Linked DNA regions of Homo sapiens: region 2 is linked to region 1. Evidence: chromatin loops called from intact Hi-C (ENCODE). Cell type or tissue: CD4-positive, alpha-beta T cell. All regions are shown on one strand. Links, peaks and the distances in the headings refer to the core of each region. The heading gives the core; the rest is flanking DNA.

Region 1 (3,518 bases), core at 483-2,982:
AACAAATTTGAGCTGAAGACAAGAGGCAGCAAATGAAGGAAAAGCTCTCTCTATCCTCCCCCTCTTCCGCCCAAAGACAGGATATAAATTCTTTACTGGGGATAACTTTAGACTTACCAGACCAGTTAAGGTACCAGGGGAATCTGCAAACAATTCTTACTCCATTAGTTTCCGAATATGTATCTACCTTCCCAATTTCCTGCCCTTTGAAGCCTAAAACTGCTCTCCTGTGTCCTGTCACTTCTCTGCAAATCTACAGTTCTTTGTTGAAGATGGTATACAAATGTAGTTCTAAGCCACCATTTCAAGTTACTTCTCATTAAGGTTTATCCCTTGTGATGTGTACTCTGTCCAAGAATAAACTTTTTTCTTGTTATCCTTTCATTTGTTAAAGGGGTCACTCCGAACTAAGATGGGCAGAGGTAAAGTTTAGCCTTCCCTGCCATGTAAAAAGTAGCAAACCGTACTGGTTTTCCATGGAGAATTAAATACAATCGAAATCCTCACAATTACCCCACATGACACTAAGACCATCGTATAAACCTGCAAAGAAGTCAAATTCAGGATCTAAAGCGGAACCGAAGCTCTTTATTTTGGTGTGTTGAGTTAAGGGGGGGCTGTGTTGTGACAGTCATAATTAGCTCTGGGCAGCTTCCTAATGTGGAAACTGCTATCAGTTGCCCTGTTTGCTCCTCCTGCACCCAGAAGTTGCACTTTCCACTCTCAGCCCTGGTTTTCGAACAATCCCAGCAGGCCCTAACAATTAAGTCATCACTAAAGAAATCTACATCAACTATTTGTTGATTGGCGATTGTCACTCGCATCCTCCATGTGGCTCTATGGGGCTGGAACTCTGCAGACTACACTGGGCCGGTGCTTTGGAGCTGGACTTAAATTTGAATCATTCCTCAGCCTCTGACTACCTCTTGCCTTGGAAAAGTTACTTTATCGGAATCTCAGTTCTAAGTGAAATAAAACGGTGCCAGGCTGCACCTGGTAGGGCTACAGTAATCAGATAACACATGAAAAGCATCTAGCACATAGTACTCAAAAATGGTAGTTATCGTTATCATCATTTTGGAGACGGGGTCTCGCCGTCGCCCAGACAGGGGTGCAGTGGCGCGATCTCGGCTCACTGCAGCCTCCACCTCCTGGGCTAAAGCGATCCTTCCACCTCAGCCTACGGAGTAGATGGGACCACAGGCCCCACCACGCCCGGCGATGAACACAAATTTACTGTCCGAGTGTGGACCCTACAGGCAGCGACTAGGAAACTGCGCTTCTAGGAACGAGCCACGGTCAGGTGAGAGCCCGACCTGCGGCTTTCCGCCCCCGCGCCACCGCGCACAGCCCTCCCTGACCGTCCGCCGCGTTCCAGCTCAGGGCCAGGAGGCGACGGAGAAACCGAGCCTGGCCCAGGGAGGCCGGCAGGGCCCGCCAGGCGTCTTGCAGGGCCGAGCGTCCGATACCGCCACAGAGGCCAGGGCCGCGACGTCGCCAGCGCCCTCCAGCGCGGGACCGCCGGCCACCGCAGGCGCGTGCTCGCTCGCCCACTCCGCGTAGCCGAGCACCACCCAGCCTGGCGCCGACTCCCTGCCTAGCTCGGGATCGAACCGGGCCCTACACCCGCCCTACCTCCATAACTTCCGGTGCCCCGCTGCGGCGCGCGTGAATGACGCAGGCGCCTGCGCGCCCCTCCTCCAGGCGCTTTGGAGCCCTGGCGGGCACTTCCTACCGTACGAGGCGCAGGTGGGAGACTTCCGCCCTCGCGGGACTGGCTAGGGCGTTTGACCGCCGGCGGTGAAGGGGAGGCGGTGGGCGTCTTGGAGAACAGAGCGAGATGGAGAAGCGAGGCCGAGGCGTGAAGTCGAGCCCCATCCAGACCCCGAACCAGACCCCTCAGCAGGCTCCGGTGACGCCTAGGAAAGAAAGGAGGCCTAGCATGTTCGAGAAGGAGGCAGTGAGTGCGGAGACTGCTAGGGGCCCGAGACGGCTATGTCCGACCGTTTAAGTGAAATCGCTCCCCAGTGGGCCCCGCTCCCGTCACCACCCCCAGAGCCAAGGAGGCAGCATCTCCCTTTTGTGTTTCTTTTTTCCCCAGATGCGAAATTGAAGCCTGAGACTGAGTTGGGCAGTCCCCTTTGGACTTGAGTGCTAAAGTTTTCTTGTTTTTTAATTAGGGCCATAGAACCCTACATAAGTCGATTGGAAGGGTGGTTACAAGATCTTCTTTTCAAATTTACTCAGCTTGCGGATTTCCTGAGAGTACTCTGAGTATTATTGCTTTGTACTAAAACACAGTATGTTAGTGTATTTAGTGCCATTATAAGCAGTTTTGCTAGCGAAAAATGAGTGTGTTGTATTAAAAAAATAATTTGATAAACCAGGCAGAATAGTGCCATGTTTTGGGTTTTTAAAACATCAGCAGTCTGGATATTTGAAGAATGTACAGGAGAAAAAAACTTAAGTTGAAAATACCCTGTCCAAAACTTACTGATATTGATGGAAAGGGTCATTATTCAGTTTTATTGGTGGTATAACAGGTATTTCTATATGATTAGGCTTTGAAAACCGTTAATGTATTAAAGACTCTATATTTTATTGATACTTTAACAGAAAATTAGTTTGCCCAAGGATACAAAGCTGTAATGATAGAGCTGGGACCAGAACCTGTATGCTAGTACTCGGTCCAATTGGCCTATACTGGTTTCTCTTCGTACTTACTTCGTGGACCTATAATAGGATGAAGATAGAGATGACAGGCAAAACAATTTTTTGAAGACCCTAAAACATTTTAAGATTACTCTTAAAAAGAGAATTCTCAAAATAATGGCGAAATTTCAGGTTCTTGTTTCCCTGGTGTCTACATTTTACAGAGGAAAGAACGAACTAAATAAAGGAGGAAAAGCAAACAGGCCAAGTTTACACAGCTAAGAAAAAGAGCAGAGCAGGGCTAGAAACCTAAATCAGTTGGACTTAAAACTTCACACTCCCAAACACTATGCTGTATTTCTTGGCAATGAGTCTGAGTAACAGGTCACCAACAGTAAAGAAAAATTTCTATATATTGAGGCAGACAAGGGTGGCTTTTATAAACTTACTGCCTATCTGAGGTCTGAAGTGGTCTTTAAAATTCAATGAGCCTGAACTCAAAATGAGGAGACACATAGGTGCACCTGGTATATAGGTTAAAATCTGGGAGTGAGGGGACATGGACCAAAGTAATTATTAGTATTTGATATGGATGTGATCAATTATAGCTATCTTTAAAGTTGATTCTTTTAGAGGTGAGAAATTTGAATAGAACAATAATTGGGAAGAAATTGAGAAAGGACTCTACAAATGCTCACTAAATGTACCTGAGGAAACTGTTCACTTAGTTATTTCTAATTTAAGGTAGCTGTTAATTTCCCTATTTTGGAGCATAGGAAAATTTAAGACATACTGTTTCATCAATATGACCATCTCTTGATTTTATCTGTCTTGCCTCCATTTCTTTTTTTCTAGTGGTAGCACCT
Region 2 (3,518 bases), core at 773-3,272, 860 kb after region 1:
GAAGAAAAGTGTCAGTGGAGACCGACCTCCATGTTGTAATTAGTACACTATTCCTTTAAAGCAAGTGTTAATAGTATGCTCTGAGACATAAAGAAACATAGATTCATAACAAATTGAAATATGGGATCAGTTTTTTCAAGGGACTTGTTGGAGAGCACAAGAAGCTGGGGAGAGCTTCAGGCTCCTGGGGAGGGAGAAGGACTGGGGGAAGGGACCCGGAGGGCAGCATGGTTCTGCAAAAACTTCAGCCAGGCTGGTGGAGGGTGGTTGAGCCTTGCCTTCAACACCACAGTCCTATTCTGCCAGGAAGGGTTCACTGCGGTGTTCCTGCTCGAATTAATTCCTGGTTGAAAGCAGATGGAGAGGGGAGAGGACTGAGGCTGCCCACAGCCTGTCACTCTTGGAGCCTCGAGGAGGGTGTGGGGGGCAAGGGAAGGCAGGAGCCCAGCTTCGGGGGCCACAGCCACCGTCCCGGCAGGAGACAGGAAGGTCAGTGGAGCAGTGATGGGAAACACCAGGCAATGCGGGGCTCAGGGCCAGTGCAGCTTCCTCTCTAAATGGAATGTGAACATGAGGGATGGGGCGCAAAGCTGATTGGAGAGAAAACCCTGGGGAATGTGTGAAAACACCTGGGTCCTGGCTGTAGAGGAGAGGTTCTAACGCAAGCTGAAGATGGCCTGTTCCTCTGAGAGTCTGAAGGTGGGAGTGGAGGGAAGGGTGCTGTCCTGACGTTGGAAAGTGTAAAAAGAGAGGGTGATGGAGGTGTCCGGTTCCTGCCTTCTTCTCAGGGCAAGAATCAAGTTCCGTGAGTACACAGGAGAAGGAACAAAGTGATTTCTTGTAGTTCTGAATACACACTCGCAGAGGACACAGCACGGCACTGTGGTCGGCCCCTCAGACACTCATTTAGGGAGTAAAGGGATGGGGGAGAAAAAGGGAAAAGGGAGGGTGGGATGGGGAGAGAAAAGAAAGAAGGAAGAGAAGAAAGCAGGAAGGGAGGGAAGGAAGCAGGAAAAAGAGACAGGCCTAGAATTCCAGAGTTTCAGGGAACGGAGAGGGCATCTAATCAAAACTTCATCCTCATTCATCTGAGACGCAGACCTGCACAAGAGACCGCCGAGTCCTGCCACACCGCTGCCGGCAGCAGACCCCAGCACACGTGTGGATGAGCAGAAAGGTGATGGTGGTGACCTCACAACACATTTCTGTTTCTGCTGGTCAGTGCCAGTTATGGAAAAGGCAGAAATCGAAAGGGAAGAATTGTGGACTTTGGACTCCGGCAGATGTAAGGCAGGCCCTAGACAAAGGCCAGCCTGTTTCCTTCTTAGTTGATGGCTTATTTATCCGGGACACACACACACACACACAGATATGCACACACAAGAAAACATGCAAGCGATGCACGTGCACACACATGCACACACATGCATGCACACACATACACACACATATGGATACATACACAGACGCACACACATGCATGCACACATACACAGATGCATACATACATACACACGTATGGATGCACACATACATGCACACACACACAATGTGCACACACATTTTCACTCGTGGAGACAGTGAGTGTCATAACATTCTTTTTGGATGTTAAATACATTTTTGAAAACGTGCACAAAGGGGGTTTTCACAGGGCTTATTACCCTTTTTAAAGTTCATAAGCTGCTGAGATCTGATAATGAAGCCACACACCCCGGAGGCAGACAAACAGGAAGGGAAATAACCGGAAGGGCAACTTTTCACTTCAGGGGACGACGACCAGGCACCGAAAGGCAGGTTTCAAGTGCCCCCTCGTGGCCAAGCCTGGACACTGTGCCAGGACAGAAAAGCAGGCAGCGCTGTTTACAGAATGGGGCAAACGTGGTTTAATTTGTTGTGTTATTAAAATTCATTAGATTGAACCGTCTGGTCTTTAAATGATGAATATTATTTTCTTTAACAAATGCTAAGATTTTAATAAGACCCCATAAGAATAAATAAGGAGAAATAACACAACACTTCACAATATGTAGGTGAATAATTTGCCCAACATGGCAGAATTTTGATTCCAACTTACTCATCTAACCTCATATTTTGCACTGGTAAGTTATTCTGTTTAAATTGAGTTCAAAAGCCTAGTGAGTAAAAGTGACCACATGGTAGTCACAAAGATGAAAACCTATCATATTATGAAATCAAGACAAAATGTTATTAGCTGGTTAAGGGGGATGCAGAGAAAAGAACTAAAATAAAATAGTCTTAGAAGTGAAGACAAGGGTTTCTCCTCAAAAATTTTAGGATCTCAGGACAAATCATGAACATCATAAACCAAAATACTTTGTATTCAAAAGCAATTGTACTTGACAAGAATAATGTCATAAGAAAATAAAAGGAAAAAGGCAAATTTTAGGAAATTGAGGGAAAATGAGAGAAAATGGGGAAAATATTATATATATATATATATATCCAAACACAGAAAACAGAAATATGGATACTTAAGTTTAGACAGGCCAAAGAAAATAGGAGAAAGCCGTTTTAAAAATATTATTGTAGGCCGTGCGCGGTGGCTCACACCTGTAATTCCAGCACTTTGGGAGGCCGAGGCAGGCGAATCGCCTGAGGTCAGGAGCTCAAGACCAGCCTGGACAACATGGTGAAACCCCATCTCTACTAAAAATACAAAAATTAGCTGGGCATGGTGGCAGGTGCCTGTAATCCCAGCTACTCAGGAGGCTGAGGCAGGAGAATGGCTTGAGCTGGGGAGGCGGAGGTTGCAGTGAGCTGAGATTACACCACTGCACTCCAGCCTGGGCAACTGAGCGTGACTCTGTCTCAAAAAAATAAAAATAAAAATAATTATCATAAGAAAGCCAGTTAGAGGCTCAATGCAGCCATATCGCCCACGCCCAGGTCCACGGGTCGCAGATGGAAGAATGAAAAACACACAGTCTACACTCAAGAAGACAGTGCCTGTCCACACACGGCCCAGGAAGCAGAGGTGTCAGAGCTATGAGTCAGGTCCTGCACTTGGAAGGGCTTTGTCTCACATGCCCTTCACACAGGGAGGATGGGGTACGGGATAAAGGGACCGGCTCAGCATCGGAGAAGCCCTGGCCCCACCACTGGCTCAGCATCAGAGGAGCCCTGGCTTTGATGTGTGATGGCTTTTGCTCTGTGACTTTGTCAAAATGACCCCATCTCTGAGAAGGTCTCCAACACACACAAGGCAACCGCAGATGAGCAGGTTCTCGGAAATGAGACTAAAACATAAGATCAATGACCAAGTAAGCCAGTGTGACTTGCTGGGAGAAGTGAGTTCGAGTCCTTAAAGGGAAATGGAGCAAGTGTAATTGCTTAGAATTCTTTTAGGGGAGAAGGAGCAGTGCCAATAACTAAATGCACAAAAGGAAAGTGGATAGAACCTTCCGGACACAGAGGAGGAGAGTTCGCAGCAGAATGTGGGATTTGAATTGTAAACAGCTGTCACTCCCAGGCATTAATGCACTAAAAATCATGAAAAA

What was found. A loop is a pair of places that touch in the nucleus more often than their neighbours do. Peaks named below come from ENCODE experiments on the same cell type or tissue, not always from the same donor. Only the 100,000 strongest peaks of a DNase experiment are listed, where the experiment ranks them.
Region 2: it touches region 1 in a loop (5-fold over the local background); 3 of 110 quality-filtered maps call a loop at or near these places.

The regions. Positions count from the first base shown.
Region 1 is chr6:169,749,781-169,753,298 of GRCh38, reverse strand. DYNLT2 (dynein light chain Tctex-type 2) reads left to right here and starts at 1,727. Exons shown (of 4, transcript NM_174910.3): 1 at 1,727-1,960. The coding sequence starts at 1,841. ERMARD (ER membrane associated RNA degradation) reads right to left here and starts at 1,677. Exons shown (of 18, transcript NM_018341.3): 1 at 1,636-1,677. The coding sequence starts at 1,641. In CD4-positive, alpha-beta T cell, for the core only: no CTCF peak of the experiment used is centred there; a DNase peak (open chromatin) is centred at 1,668; H3K4me3 peaks cover 1,940 bases; H3K27ac peaks cover 1,888 bases.
Region 2 is chr6:168,893,497-168,897,014 of GRCh38, reverse strand. No RefSeq gene overlaps it. Among named protein-coding and RNA genes, the nearest start is that of LINC01615, 270 kb to the left of the region's middle. In CD4-positive, alpha-beta T cell, for the core only: a CTCF peak has its summit at 1,816 (motif pointing left); a DNase peak (open chromatin) is centred at 1,774; H3K4me3 peaks cover 401 bases.